3 separate regions of the Homo sapiens genome follow, and all the other regions are linked to region 1. A link is an interaction called in ENCODE POLR2A ChIA-PET data of the cell type or tissue named here. Cell type or tissue: Panc1. All regions are shown on one strand.

Evidence for each region. ChIA-PET counts read pairs that join two places held together with the same protein. Peaks named below come from ENCODE experiments on the same cell type or tissue, not always from the same donor. Only the 100,000 strongest peaks of a DNase experiment are listed, where the experiment ranks them.
Region 2: POLR2A ChIA-PET joins it to region 1 with 5 read pairs; 6 of 35 experiments call an interaction of 5 or more read pairs at or near these places.
Region 3: POLR2A ChIA-PET joins it to region 1 with 5 read pairs; 1 of 35 experiments calls an interaction of 5 or more read pairs at or near these places.

Annotation. Positions count from the first base shown.
Region 1 is chr2:26,016,362-26,021,361 of GRCh38, forward strand. No RefSeq gene overlaps it. Among named protein-coding and RNA genes, the nearest start is that of RAB10, 15 kb to the right of the region's middle. In Panc1, no CTCF peak of the experiment used is centred here; a DNase peak (open chromatin) is centred at 1,960; H3K27ac peaks cover 1,304 bases.
Region 2 is chr2:26,088,497-26,093,496 of GRCh38, forward strand. The region is part of intron 1 of RAB10 (RAB10, member RAS oncogene family); the gene reads left to right. The region is part of intron 1 of LOC105374333 (a long non-coding RNA gene); the gene reads left to right. Among named protein-coding and RNA genes, the nearest start is that of RAB10, 57 kb to the left of the region's middle. In Panc1, no CTCF peak of the experiment used is centred here; no DNase peak of the experiment used is centred here.
Region 3 is chr2:26,411,017-26,416,016 of GRCh38, forward strand. It overlaps DRC1 (dynein regulatory complex subunit 1), which reads left to right. Exons shown (of 17, transcript NM_145038.5): 2 at 3,328-3,415. Among named protein-coding and RNA genes, the nearest start is that of DRC1, 12 kb to the left of the region's middle. RefSeq lists an enhancer at 1,291-1,430. In Panc1, no CTCF peak of the experiment used is centred here; no DNase peak of the experiment used is centred here; H3K4me3 peaks cover 708 bases; H3K27ac peaks cover 832 bases.

The DNA of each region.
Region 1 (5,000 bases):
AAGTTTATCTGACCTTCTAAGAAATCAGGAGAATGAGAGATAATAGCCAAATTTCCAAAAAGGCCAGTTTTAGCCAGCGTGATAAGGAAGTCCCCTCTGCTTTAACCTTTATGAGAAAAGTAACTTTGAAACGACGAATCCACTTTTCGTTTTGTTTCTGCTTTCTGTCTCTAAAACCAACCTCCTCTGCTCGGCTCATGGGAACATTCACTCTGCCTTGTAGAATGAGATATTGCCCAATTCTGGAATTTCAAATGAAAGCCAGTTAAAATGTTTAAACTAAATTTGTTGGAATTTTGTCTTTTGACGTGGGAATCAGTGGGAAGGTATTGGGACTCTGGTGTGAATGCCCAGAATCAAGAGTGGAGAGCTGGGCAGAGCTTGGTCTCAGGCCTAAAAGCTTTGATATCAGTACAGTTTGAATAAGAGCTGGTCCCAAGGAACAAGGCAAAGTGAAAGACACTGATTTTTTTTTTTTTTTTTTTTTTAGATAGAGTCTTGCTCTGTCGCCAGGCAGGGTTGCAGTGGCGCAATCTCAGCTCACTGCAACCTCCGACTCCCGGGTTCAAGCAATTCTCCTGCCTCAGCCTCCTGAGTTGCTGGGACTACAGGCACATGCCACCATGCCCAGCTAATTTTTTAAATTTTAATAGAGATGGCATTTCACCATGCTGGCCAGGATGGTCTCGATCTCTTGACCTTGTGATCTGCCTGCCTTGGCCTCCCAAAGTGCTGGGATTACAGGCAGGAGCCACTGCACCCAGCCTTTTTTTAAAACAAGGTCTTACTCTGTCGCCTGGGCTGGAATGCAGTGGTATGATCTCAGCTCACTGCAACCTCTGACTCCTGGGCTCAAGCAATCCTCCCACCTCAGCCTCCTGAGTAGCTGAGACTACATGCATGCACCACTGCACCTGCCATTTTTTCCGGATTTATAGAGAGAGGGTTTCGCCATGTTACCCAAGCTGGTCTCAAACTCCTGGGCTCAAGCCATCCTCCGGCCTCAGCATCCCAAAGTACTGGGATTATAGGCATGCACCACTGCACCAGGCAAGGACACAGATTTTTATTGTTCACCCACAAAGTGCTTCACATGCACTACTTTGTCTGACCCTCACGACAACCTGCAAGGTAGGTATTGTATTCCTACTGTACGGATGAGAAAAACTGAGACTCACAAAGGTTAGTTACTAGCTCAAGATCATGTATGCCTCAGTGGCAGGGCCAGGATTCAGAGCAGGGTGGCCTGGAGGTCTGAGGTTGGAAGCAGGTGTCACCTTAATGACTTAGGAATGAGGTCAGTGTCTGTGTCCTCCAATTATGGTGCCAGGCTCAGTCTCTACGAATGCCTGGAGAATATGTCAGCACTTACTGTAGCTTCATGTTTAGGCCAAGAAAAGGCTGAGATGAGATGATCCATGAGAGTTTTTCACAGAAACACAGACCAAACACAGAAGCAAAATCTTGGTCTTCATATTGCCCCAGACTTGTTCTCTTCTGGGACTGAACCTAGTGTTAGAATCCTGCTCTGCAGGAATAGGGGGGTGTCTTTACATTTCATTCTGGTTATTTGCCTAAAGCAAATCCCAGAGATACCCAGAGAGGGAAGACTTTCCTCTGCAGATGGTGGAAGATGCTGGCGCCCAGGCCATCCTATGTCATCTGTATCCAGACACAGATTCCAGATCCCTGTTCATGCCTCTGAGGACATGGAGCGGGCCTTTTAGCTCTCTTCAGAGCTAGAGTTTCAGGCATATGGTTGCTGCCCTGGATGACAAGGGTAGCACATGGGTGGGAACTCCAGATGCATGTAAGGGAGCAAGAAGCTGCCCACTGAGGAGAATGCTGGGATAGTGCAGGGCTGGGCTGGCCCAACTAGTTCAGCTCAGCCAGGAAAGGGCAGGTCAGATCTGGCTCAGCAGGGGAGGCTGTGTCGGGGAGTGGTGCTGACTCAGGGCCTGGTGAGTCAGGTGACAGCCAAGGACAGCTGTTGCCTGGGTGTTTTTAGAAAACTTTGGCTGCCAACCACTCTCTCATGGGTGCTTCTGCACCTACTCAGAAGCAGGCAGAAAAAAGGAGGGCATCTTCTGTATAAGAAGCTCTGGGTGAGGGGTATTAATATCTGGCTCTACTTATGTTGATCCTTCCCATGAAGTACCTAGAAAACGGAGCAGAAATTAATTGAGAGGCTTCCAAATCCCTTCTGAATTCTCTGAAAATCACTTATCTTTTCTGCTTAGCTCTTTTTAGGCACCTTGCCAGGTATCCAGCATAGAGGTTAAGAGAGCAGGCTCTGAAGTTAGGAGGGCCTGGGATCAAAACCTAATTTCATCATTTATAGTTGTATGACTTAGATCAGACTAAAAACAACTTTTAATTATGGAAAGCTTCAAATATATATGAATGACACACATTAGTATGATGAACCTCCATATACTCATTATCCAGCTTGAATAATCATTAACCCACTGTAACTTTATTTCATCTATACTCTACTTATCCCCTTTGCTCCCACTTATTTTGAAGGAAATACCAGGCATCATCACATTCCATCTCTTTTTTTCTTTTTTTTTTGAGACGGAGTCTTGCTCTGTTGCCCAGGCTGGAGTGCAGTGGTGCAATCTCAGCTCACTGCAGCCTCCTCCTCTTGGGTTCAATGATTCTCCTGCCTCAGCCTCCTGAGTAGCTGAGATTACAGGTGCCCGCCACCATGCCTGGCTAATTTTTGTATTTTTAGTAGAGATGGCGTTTCACCATATTGGCCAGGCTGGTCTCGAACTCCTGATGTCAGGTGATCCACTCGCCTCAGCTTCCCAAAGTGCTGGGATTACAGGCATGAGCCACTGCACCCCACCTTCCATGTCTTTTCACATCTTTTTCTTTTCTTTTCTTTTTTTTTTTTTTGAGATAGAGTCTTGCTCTGCTGCCCAGGCTGGAGTGTGGTGGTGCAATCTCGGTTCACTGCAACCTCCGCCTCCCAGGCTCAAGCAATCCTCCCACCTCAGCCTCCCTACCAGCTGGGACTACAGGTGCATACCACCTTGCCCTGCTAATTTTTGTATTTTTTGTAGAGACGGGGTTTCACCATGTTGCCCAGTCTGGTCTTGAACCCTGGGCCTCAAGCAATGTGCCAGATTTGGTCTTCCAAAGTGCTGGGATTACAGGTGTGAGACACCATGCCCGGCCTCTTTTAACCTATTTAAACACTTGTTTCTTCATCTGAAAATGGGGATGATCATAGTTCCTACATCAATGTATTATTGTGAAGTCATGCCTCTAAAGGGCCAGAACAATGCAGGAACTCCATAAATGAAAACTCATGTTGTTAGATAAAATATAAAAATACCCCAGGCATGGTGGCTCACGCCTCTAATTCCAGAACTTTGGGAGGCTGAGGCAGGAGGACTGCTTGAGGCCAGGAGTTCAAGACCAGCCTGGGAAACATAGTGAGACCCCATCTCCACTTAAAAAAAAAAAAAATTAGCTGGGTGTAGTGACTCACACCTGTAATCTCAGCTACTTGGGAGGCTGAGGCAGGATGATCACTTGAGCACAGGAGTTTGAGGCCACAGTTAGTTATGATTGAGCTATTGTATTCCAGCCTGGGTGACAGAGTGAGACCCGCCTAAAAAGAAATTAGCTGGGTGTGATGGCACACACCTGTAATCCCAGCTACACGGGAGGCTGAGGCAGGAGAATCAGCTTGAACCCAGGAGGCAGAGGTTGCAGTGGGCCAAGATGGTGCCACTGCACTCCAGCCTGGACAGAGCAAGACTGAGTCTCAAAACAAGCAAACAAACAAACAAGCAAACAAACAAAAAAGGGAGCCTCTGCAACTTTCCTATCTCTTTGCCTGTGTCCCTCTTTCCTCCTGGTGACCCTCCCTTCCAGCATCTGAGGACTCTGCCCTGCCAGCACGAGGCCCACTGCTGACATCATGACAGGGTTAGGATGACTGCCCAACCTGTCTAGGCCTCAGGATGGGCTGGGAGCACAGGTCACCTGAACCTGGGGTAGAGGGGGCTAGAAAGAGGCAGTGGAGACCCAGGAAAGAGGAACCGAGGCTGCAGCAGCCTTGGAGGGCAGGCAGGAGCCAAGTTTCAGCAGAGGTGCAGCACATTCAAGTGGCAAGGTCAGCAGAAGGTGGGAAAGAGGAAGTGGACGTGCACAAATGTCAGGTAGAGCTGGAGTCATCCTGGGAATTTTACCAGAAACAAGTGTATCAGTCACGGGTTTTGGTTGCAACAGAAACTGATATTTGGCATTTAGAAGCAGAACATACATTTACTGAAAGGCTATTGGGAAGCTCTCAGAATTACTGGGAAGGCTAGAGAAACAGGCTCAGGGATCTGGGGAAAGCAACAGGCCACAGATTCAGTCTGTTAGGCCAAGCAGTGAGTCCATCACTGCCCCTGCCGGACCCCAAAGAGATTCTGTAGCCTATAGCACCATGGTGGCCAGCACTGGACTTGGGATCCCATCCAGCTCTGGGGTCCAGAGGTGGCCCAGAAACCAAGTGCTACTGCTCTCAGTCGCCCTCACTGTGCCTGCTTCTTTGTGTAGCTGTACACCTGTAATCCCAGCTACTCAGGAGGCTGAGGCAGAAGAATGACTCGAACCCGGGAGGTGGAGGTTGCAGTGAGCTGAGATTGTGCCACTGCCCTCCAGCCTGGGCGACTGGGTAAGACTCCATCTCAAAAAAAGAAAAAAAAAAAAAAGAAAGAAAGAAATAGCATCCCTATTTGGCCTTCAAGGACACAGGGCAGGTTTGCCCTGTGGACACCAGTGCCCTGAGGGAGGGCAAAAGGTAGTGGAACCCTGAATGCATAAGCTACATGGGCAAAAGTCTGGCTTCCTCTTGGGAGTATTTTTTCTTTTATTTTTATTTTCAATGTTTGTGGGTACATAGTAGGTGTATATATTTATTGGGTACATGAGGTGTTTTGATACAGACATGAAATGTGAAAGAAGCACATCATGGAAAATGGGGTATCCATCCC
Region 2 (5,000 bases), 72 kb after region 1:
AGAATTTCAGAGGGTGGTAGGCTTTTCTAGCATCTCTTATTAGCTGAGCTATTGACTTTCCTCTCATCTCTCAATTTTATAAGCTTTTCCACCCTGTTCATCTTTAGTTTAACTTGTCCCCCCACCAAGTTGGAGTCTTGCGAATCTTGCTCTGTCGCCCAGGCTGGAGTGCAGTGGTGCGATCTCGTCTCACTGCAACCTCCCCCTCCCCGGTTCAAGTGATTCTCAAGTGATTATCCTGTCTCAGCCTCCTGAGTGGCTGGGATTACAGGCGCCCGCCACCATACCCAGCCAATTTTTGTATTTTTAGTAGACACAGGGTTTCACCGTGTTGGCAAGACTGGTCTCGAACTCCTGACCTCGTGATCCGCCCACCTGGGCCTCCCAAAGTGCTGGGATTACAGGCATGAGCCACCATGCCCGGCTTATCTTCAGTTTTTCTTAGGTGTTTGCATGTGGGTATATAGGGTGGGGGAGGGTGGAAAGTACACACTAATGAAACCATGATATTTACTTGAAAAAAGTTTAGCGCTATGAAAGTTGTGTTTGAATGTGACTACAGGAGAAAAACTGGAGGGAATAAGACTGGAGAGGTGGCTTGGGGCCATGCTCAGAAATATATTTATTCATAGAGAGTGATGATTGAGGCCGGGCACGATGGCTCATGCCTGTAATCCTAGCATTTTGGGAGGCCAAGGTGGGTGGATCACTTGAGGTCAGGAGTTCAAGACCAGCCTGGCCAAAATGGTGAAACCCTGTCTTTACTAGAAACAAAAATTAGCCGGGCATGATGGTGGGTGCCTGTAATCCCAGCTACTCAGGAGGCTGAGGCAGGAGAATTGCTTGAACCCAGGAGGTGGAGGTTGGAGTGAGCAGAGATTGCGCTGCTGCACTCCAGCCTGGGCGATAGAGTGAGACTCTGTCTCAAAAAAAAAAAAAAAAGAGAGAGTGATGGATTGAATTGAAGTGGTTAAGCAGTGGAGAGAATGCATTTGTAAACATACCTCCTTCTCTGTTAGCCTCATTTTTATTTCTATTAATAGGTACAGATTTTTAGAAGTCTTATTACTTCAGGGCTGTGACAGTGAAGCAGCAACTGCAACAACAAATTCTTGCCCTGTATGCACCTGTGCCTTACCTTTCCCAAACATTTTTAGGCTTTTTCTTCTGTTATTCAACTCCATATTCTCTAGTCATATGTTTCTAAACTTTAAAAAAACCTAGTCTTAGAAACACTCTTCTTGTTATGGAAGATGAGAATTTAATACTCTTACACCACCAGATATTCCTGGCACCTCTTTCTTAATCATTTCAATTAGTAATAAATATTTTGGTTAACTGCTAAGCCAAGTAGTGTACTATAATTGCATTTTCTTTTTCGGACAACTTTTTGTTTTTTTGTTTTTATTGTAGTTTACAGTTCGTTGTTACATTTGCCTAGATTTCAAGGCACTGTCTCTTCTTTATCTCATGTAGAATTGTCAGATCCTTTTGTTTTTCATATAAATTCTAATACTGTTTCCTCCTTCCCACTCCCAGGAAAAATCCCCCCTGGAACTTTTCTGTTCTGAACTGGTTGCTCTCTAGGCAATTTTGTCTACCCTTTACTTCACACTGTTGAATGGATTTCATTTCTTCCTCTTTGTTGGTTTGGTAAAGCAATTTCTTAGTGCTATCTTAGAAAGGATGCATGGGAGCTAAATATTTTGAGATCTTCCATGTCTGGGAATGCCTTTCATTTGGTTTTGGCTGGATATAGGTTGAAAGTATTTTTAAAAGATACTGTCATTTTGTCTTCTGGATTTTAGTGTTATTGAGAAGTTGAGAGTTGATCTTTTAAGGTGGCTTAGTTTGTTTCTGCGCATACTTTTATAAACTATTTCTGGTATTTTGAAATTTCATTGTGATGTACTTTGGTGTAAGTTTTATGCTTATTGTTCATTATGCTAGGTTCTTGGTGGGTTTTTCAGTTTAGAAGTAGATTCTTTTAGTTCTGTTTTCTTGCCTTTTTTTTTTATTATTTTCTATATGTCACTTTCTCTGTTCTTTTTCAAACTTCTGTTAGATGTCAGACCTCTTGGTTTGCTTTTCTAATTTATTATGTCTCACACTGCCTCTGTTAACTTTTTTTTTTCCCTTAATTGTTTTGATATCTGGCCGGATGCAGTGGCTCATGTTTGTAATCCCAGCACTTTGGGAGACCAAGGAGGGCGGATCACATAAGGCCAGGAGTTCAAGACCAGCCTCCCCAACATAGTGAAACCCCCTCTCTACTAAAATTACAAAAGTTAACTGGGTGTGGTGGCACAGGCCTATAGTCCCAGCCGCTCTGGGCACTGCAGCAGAAGAAAGGCTTGAACCTGAGAGGTGGAGGTTGCAGTGAGCTGAGATCATGCCACCGCATTCAAGCTTGGGCAAAAGAGCGAGACCCTGTCTCCCCCCCCAAAAAAAAAAAAAAAAATTCTGATATCTCATTGGAACCTTTGGCCTGAGGCGCTAAAAAGCTGATGGAAAGCAGAGTAGAAAAGGGTGGGGCTTGTCAAGTGATGTTTCAAATTAAGGGCAAAACATGTTTCTCAGGGACTCTTTAATTTCTCCAGAAAACATCATTTATCTGTTTATTTGACAGATATTTCTTGGATTGCCTGCTAAATGTCAGGTATTGTTCTAGGTATGGGGAATTTAACTCAATTAAACAGATAAAAATCTCTACCCTTTTCAGTCTCACATTTTGGCAATGAGAGATGAATAATAACAGAAATAAGGACACGTTAAAGTTTAAAAGTCAGGAAGAAGGTTAGAAGTGTTAATAGACAATGGGTGGGAAACATAGAGAAATATTGCAACTTAGGGTAGCTAGGGGAAAGAGCCATGATGGATGAGAAAGGTAGTCAGAGGTTAGGGGAATAGTACCTTTATGGAAAGGTAGTGAGAGGCGAACCTGGCTGTCTTGTGCATAGAGCAACAAAAAGGAAGTCAATACAATTAGCTAGATCAGAGTGAGATGATGTAGAAAATGTTGAGGGCAGGGTAGAGAGGGGTAGGTGGGAGAATATGTAGGGCCTTATTTATGGATTTAAAGAGTTTTCCTTTTAGTCTTTGTAAGAGATGGGATATGGAGATAACTAATAAGCAGTTGGGTATCTTGGATTTGGAGTTCAGGGGAGAGTTGAGGTGAGAGATCATCAGTGTGTATGTGGAATTTAAAGCCATGAAACTAGGGAATGCGTCAAGATAGAAAAGAGAAGTCCACTTCAGTTTTTAGGGGTCAGAGAGATGAGGAGAAACCAGCAATGAAGATTGATGAGTGGCTAGAAAGGTAGGAGAGTCAGGAGTTTTCATGCAAAAAAGAGTGAAGAATTCCTTCATCTACAGCTAGTAAGATCAGATGAGGACCAGGCATGGTGGCTCATGCCTGTAATCCCAGAACTTTGGGAGGCCAAGGTGAGTGGATCGCCTGAGGTCAGGAGTTCGAGACCAGCCTGGCCAACATGGTGAAACCCTGACTTTACTAAAAATACAGAAGTTAGCCATGTGTGGTGGTGCGTGCCTGTAGTCCCAGCTTCTCAGGAGGCTGAGGCAGGAGAATTGCTTGAACTTGGAAGGCAGAGGTTGCAGTGAGCTGAGATAGTGCCACTCCACTCCAGCCTGGATGAAAGAGTGAGACTGTGTCTCAGAAAAAAAAAAAAAGAAAAAAGATCAGATGAGGACTTAGGAATGATCATTGGATTTGGGAACATGGAGATCATTGATCATAGTGAGAGCTGTGTGTGTGTGTGTGTGTGTGTGTGTGTGTGTGTGTGTGTGTGTGTGTGTGTGTGTGTGTTGGGGTGGTTAATAATAACAACAACAACAAAGCCTGTTTGGAAAGGATTCAAGAGGTGAGAGGAGAGAAAACTAGAGACAGCACATATAGGTAACTTCGAAGAAGTTTGGTAAAAACAAAAAGTGAAATAGAGAGGAAACTTAGTGAGGAAGGATCCTTAACCTCCAAATTTAAAAGGTTTAGTAATAGAACCTAGTAGTTGTGATTATTGACTAGAAGAAATGTGAGGGAAACTCAAGGAGTCCAAAATGAGGCTTCTGTCTTGACCAGTTAGATTAAGTAGGTACCTGAAAACAGCCCAAATTCTTAGACATTTTCCAGTGATGCCTAGTTTCCATGCCAGGGGGTTTAGCGCTTTCAGATTGTATCCTTATTTCATCTTTCTTCAGGCAAGTTTCCTGAAATAGTATCAGTTGTCACACTTGTCATTAAGATTAATTAATAAATTGTATACCTAGCTGAAGTTGTTGGTCATGTTCAGGGTTAGTCTAGACAGCCGGGTCATTTTAGGATGATTTTCTGAGAAATTCTTAAAGAAAAACAATATGGACTGTAGAAGTAGGGTTAGGTTAAATGGTGGGTAAATGACCCTTTTTTCTTTTGATTGTGTATGAGAAACATAATGGGGCAAGCTGAAAGATTTTGACTGATTAAAAAGCAGACTGGCTCAAATTAAGAGGGGAGCAATAAGGTAAACCCAAGAGTTTGAAGGGATAGGGGCATTATTGTAGATTCTAGGGATAACAGGTTTTGTTGAAGGTTGGTGTTAAACCATTTCTTGGTGAGAGGTTAGTTATGAAAAATGAGATGCAGAGTAGAGCTAAGGTATGGGCAGGAAACTCACTGAATGATATTGTTTCTTCCTTTTATATGGTGAGCATTTCCCTACCCCAGGACCTCTTTGCAGAAGTTTATGGGCAAGGACTTTGTTTTCTTTTTTCTTCCGTGGATCCCCAGAATATTTGGACCAAAAATAATTTTTTCCCTGGAAAAATGTATGAAGTCTTTATTTGAAGTTTTAATTATTGGTGTATACTATCATCCATCTGCCATGGAAAGACAATGTCAGCAATATGGATCAAACCAATATTCTTTAGAAACACATAACAGGTTTTAATTATCTCATAATATATATTTAAGATTGCAGCACATATTTTCTTCTGAAGTTCGATTT
Region 3 (5,000 bases), 390 kb after region 1:
TTTTAAATCCTGAGAATTGGTCAGGAAGTAGAGTATTCAAGATGGCAGCTCCCATTTAGACCACAAACATGGGGCGGTGGTGAGGAAACAGCTTCCCAAAAGAGGACTCAGCCCCCAGGAGGGAGGGAGCTCAAATCTGAATAGACAGAAGTCTGAAACAGTTGCTTTGGAGAACATACTAGTTCTACACTGCTGAACAACAGAAATACAGTATCAGCCACATATGTCATTTCAAGTTTTCTAGTAGCCACATTGAAAGTGGTAAAAACAGAACAGGTGAAATTAATAATTTATTTAACCCAATATATAAAAGTATTATTTTAATATGCAATCAGTGTAAATCATACTGATGAGATATATTGCAAATATTTTTTGTTCAAAGTCTTCAAAATCCATCTAGAGTGTATTTTACACTCATAGCGCATTTCAATTTGCACCAGGCACATTTCAAGTGCTTTATAGCCACATGTGGTTATTGGCTACCATATTGGACAGTACAGTGCTAAGCAGTAAAAAATGATGCATAAAAGACAATGATGAGATTTAAGTTAATAGTAGTTAATAAGAATTTATAGCATATCTGCAGACTGGCCAACATGGTGAAACCCCATCTTTACTAGAAATACAAAAGTTAGCTGGGTGTGGTGGTGCGTGTTTGTCGTCCCAGCTACTCGGGAGACTGAGTCAGCAGAATTACTTGAACCTGGGTGGCGGAGGTTGCAGTGAGCCGAGATGGCTCCACTGCACTGCAGCCTGGGGACAGAGCAAGACTCTGTCTTAAAAAAAAAAAAAATTATAGCATATCTGGACTGCATGGTTTTTTTGTTGTTGTTGTTGTTTGTTTGTTTCTGAAGCACTGATCTTTGATCCAGAAAGCACTTGGAAGGGATTATTTAAATAGAGTTGGTCATTAATTGGTGGTCAAAGTAGAAAGTCAAGGGAATTTTTTGAGTGGTGATGGGAACATGATAAGCCTGGCAATAGCTGAAGACCTGAGTAAAATGGAACAATTAGTTTACTTGGTAAGAAAACAAAGAGCATGTTCAATAAGAATAGGGAAGCCAATGAAATGACAAGAAAAAAACAAGGGGTTTTGGTTAGATTGGGAGTGGAGGATGGTAACTCAATTCTGTATCTCCAAAATAGTGTTACACTAGGTAGGATTGTCCTGGACTTTGAACAAAGGGAGTAGAGATGGAAGTCAGAGTTAGAAAAAGTCAAGAAAGAATGAGATAAAGAGATCTGCTAGGCTGAGGCGGGAGAATTGCTGGAACCCAGGAGGCAGAGGTTGCAGTGAGCCGAGATCGCGCCATTGCACTCCAGCCTGGGCAACAAGAGCGAAACTCCGTCTCAAAAAACGAAATGAAACCAAACAAAAAAACAAACCTGCTGTGTCATGTTGAGGTTTCATTTTTCCTAAGGCAGTACTGGTAGCCCTTATGGACACTGTGTGCCAGAGGAGAGAGCAGGGTCTTGATGATGTAAGTGGCGTGGGGGTTGGTGAGGTCACTCCCCCATGCCTCCCCTGAAGAAGTCTATAATCTGGAACTTTATCTCGCCACCGCCCCTTTAGTCTCATTTTCTGATTCACACACACAGACAAGCACACACACATGCACTATTTAGAAAATTCATGCAATACAAAAATGTAGAAAATAGAACTTCTCAGTAATTTAATTCCTGTTCTTTAAGTAATTGCTGTTATTCGTTTGTCATATATACTTCCAGAAAATGTCCTGTGCACATATAAGCCTGTTTTTTGTTTTTGTTTTTGTTTTTCAGACAGAGTCTCGCTCTCCCGCCCAGGCTGGAGTGCAGTGGCGCTATCTCGGCTCGGCTCACTGCAAGCTCCGCCTCCCGGGTTCACGCCATTCTCCTGCCTCAGCCTCCCAAGTAGCTGGGACTACAGGCGCCCACCACCACGCCCGGCTAATTTTTTGTATTTTTAGTAGAGACGGGGTTTCACCGTGTTAGCCAGGGTAGTCTCGATCTCCTGACCTCGCGATCCACCCGCCTCGGCCTCCCAAAGTGCTGGGATTACAAGCGTGAGCCATCGCGCCCAGCCAAGCCTGTTTTAAAAAGAAAATGTGTATTATAGTCTACATATTTTTCTAAAACTGGCTCCCTTTACTTAACTGCTGTGGACATCTTTCCCTGCTGTTAGGTATTACATCATTCTTTTTGTAGGCTACAAAGTATTTCTGAAATATTGTTTTCTCTTAATTAGTCAGCTACTAATATGTATGTAGAATGTTTCCATGGTCTTACGAGTATTGTCAGTGCTACAATCATCTTTCTCGTGCATATTTATTTATGTACTTGTAAAGGCTTTCTGTAAAAAATTCCTAAAGAAAGGATTGTTGGGTCAGAGGGAAGGCACATTTAAGCTTTTGACAAATCTTGCCGAATTGCCTTTTAGACACGTTGTTATACTTTACATTCCCACCCATGGAATGTGGAAAGCTGGGCTCCCACCTGATACTGTCAACCCTTAAAATCTTTTTTAGTCTCATAATAGAGTAATGACACCTCACAGGGTTTTGGTTTCTCTGATTATATGTGAAGCTGACCATATTTTCAAATGCCTATTTGCCATTTGTATTTCTTTGGGAAACTGCCTGTTCATATCCTCTGCCAGTTTTTCTCTTTGGTATTTTGTCTTTTGTTTATTGATTTGAAGGAGCCCTTCCTATTTTATGGATAGTAAAATTTTGTCAAATATCTTTTATCAGTTTATCCCTTGACTTTCAAGGATAAAATTTCTAAATTTTAGAAAGTAAAATCTTTTAATCTTTTTATTTTCTGACTTTGGTCTTATTCAAAGATGGGTTTTCTATGCTAAGATTATATAGATATTCTCCTGTATTTACTTCTAGTGTTTTTATGATTGCAGTTTTTTTAATATTTAAGTTTTTTAAATGATAGAGATAGTGTCTCTCTATGTTGCCCAGGCTGGTCTCAAACTCCTGATTTAAAGCAGTCCTTCTGCCTTGGCCTCCCAAAGCGCTGGGATTAACAGGTGTGAGCCACTGCACCTGGCCAATATTTAAATTTTAATCCATATGGAATATATATTTATATATGAAGTACAATGGAACCATTATTATTATTATTATTATTATTATTATTGTTTTACATAAATAGAGATGGGGGTCTTGCTATTTTGGCCATGCTGATCTTGAACTCCTGGCCTTAAGCAATCCTCCTGTCTTGGTCTCCCAAACTGTTGGGATTACAGGCATGAGCTACTGTGCCAGGCCAAAACCTTTAAATATAGAATTTACGTATTAGAAATAACTTCATTTTCTCTGCTTTTTTCCATCACAGGGAAGCACTTGGAGAATATTTAGATGGGAAGAAGGAGAGTGAGGAGGATCAAAGCAAGAGCTACAAACAGAAAGAAGAAAGCCGATTGGTATGAACTGGTTGGCAGATGGGCTCTGGAAGACCAGTGAGCTGGGTGTGACATCATGGTTTTCACATTTAGACTGGAAGAAATCATGTGGTCCATGTTGCTGTCTCTAGGCAGAACTGAATAGAATCTTTCCCATTTGAGAGCTCTCTAGGAGTGAGCTTTCAGATGACAGTTTCTTATATTTACGCTGTCTCTTCTCTGCTCATGCACTTTTAATGGTATTCACTCTTCATAGGATAAAGTCCAGATGTTTTAGCTTGGGCGCTCAAGGCCTTTGGTAGTCTGTTCCCATCTTCACTTTCCAAACATATCTCCTGTTTGTTACCTAATTTGGGCCTTCCACTTTGGTGAGGCGGATCCACTCACTCCCCTCCAGTGGGGTTTTGTTCATTTCTGCTCTGTGCCTTTGATCATCTGGAATGCCAGGCCCCCTCTATTCTCCTCTTCTTCTCTCCTCTCATCTGGCCACTTTCCCATTTTCAACAACCATCTCAAGACCCAAATCCTCCTCGGATTCTTCCTCAGCCCAGCCTGAGCTCCCTTTCTCCACACATTGAATACTTCCTGTCTGTGCTATTCTTTTCATTTTAGATAGCTTTCTGCTGCATATGACTTTTCAGATGTGTGTGCCTGCAGTGCCCCAGTGAAACTGTATGTACTGTGAGAATGAGAGCCTCTTTTTGTAGCCGTGGGGTAGTGCGTAGCTTGTACTCAGTAGACACAAAAAAGAAAATCATTGATTACCCTCCATGGCGATGAAACAGCCCCTGGGATGCTGAGGGATAAACAGCAGCTCAAAACAGCAGACCAGAACTGGCAAAATGCTGCATTTAATCAATGTTAAGTGAAAGGCAAAAATGGTGATACCGTGTGAACTCAGATATGGAGAGGAACTCACCAAGCTGGCCTGGTCAGGGAAAGTTCGATGGAGAAAGTGGGATTTGAGTTGTCTTAGAAATATAGGTGGGAATTTTAAGAGCAGAGGAGAGATCATTTCTGGTGAGAAAAAATATTCACGTTGCTGAATATGATTATAGAGCATAGAGGTATAGAGAGATCACTGAATATCTCACACTGTGTTAGGGATAAGATATTTTACTGTGGAAAGGATACTGGACTGATGTGGGTTTTTGTTCCTGATCTCTTACCTACTGCAGAGTAGATGATTCATGTCACTTTTTTGTACTTCGTTCTCTTCATTTAAAAGTCAGTGAGCTCAGCCGGGCGCGGTGGCTCACGTCTATGATCCCAGGACTTTGGGAGGCCGAGGCGAGCGGATCACCTGAGGTCAGGAGTTCAAGACCAGCCTGGCCAACATGGTGAAACCTCGTCTCTACTAAAAATACAGAAGTTGGCTGGGCCTGGTGGCACACGCCTGGGGTCCCCCCTACTTAGGAGGCTGAGGCAGGAGGATTCCTTGAACCCACGAGGTGGAGGTTGCAGTGATCTGAGATCAGGCCACTGCACTCTAGCCTGGGTGACAGAGGGAGACTCTTTCTCTTTCAAAAAAAAAAAAAAAAAAAAAGTCAGTGATCTCTGAGCATTTCTGTGTAGGACAAAAGGATATTAGATTTTTTAAAATGCT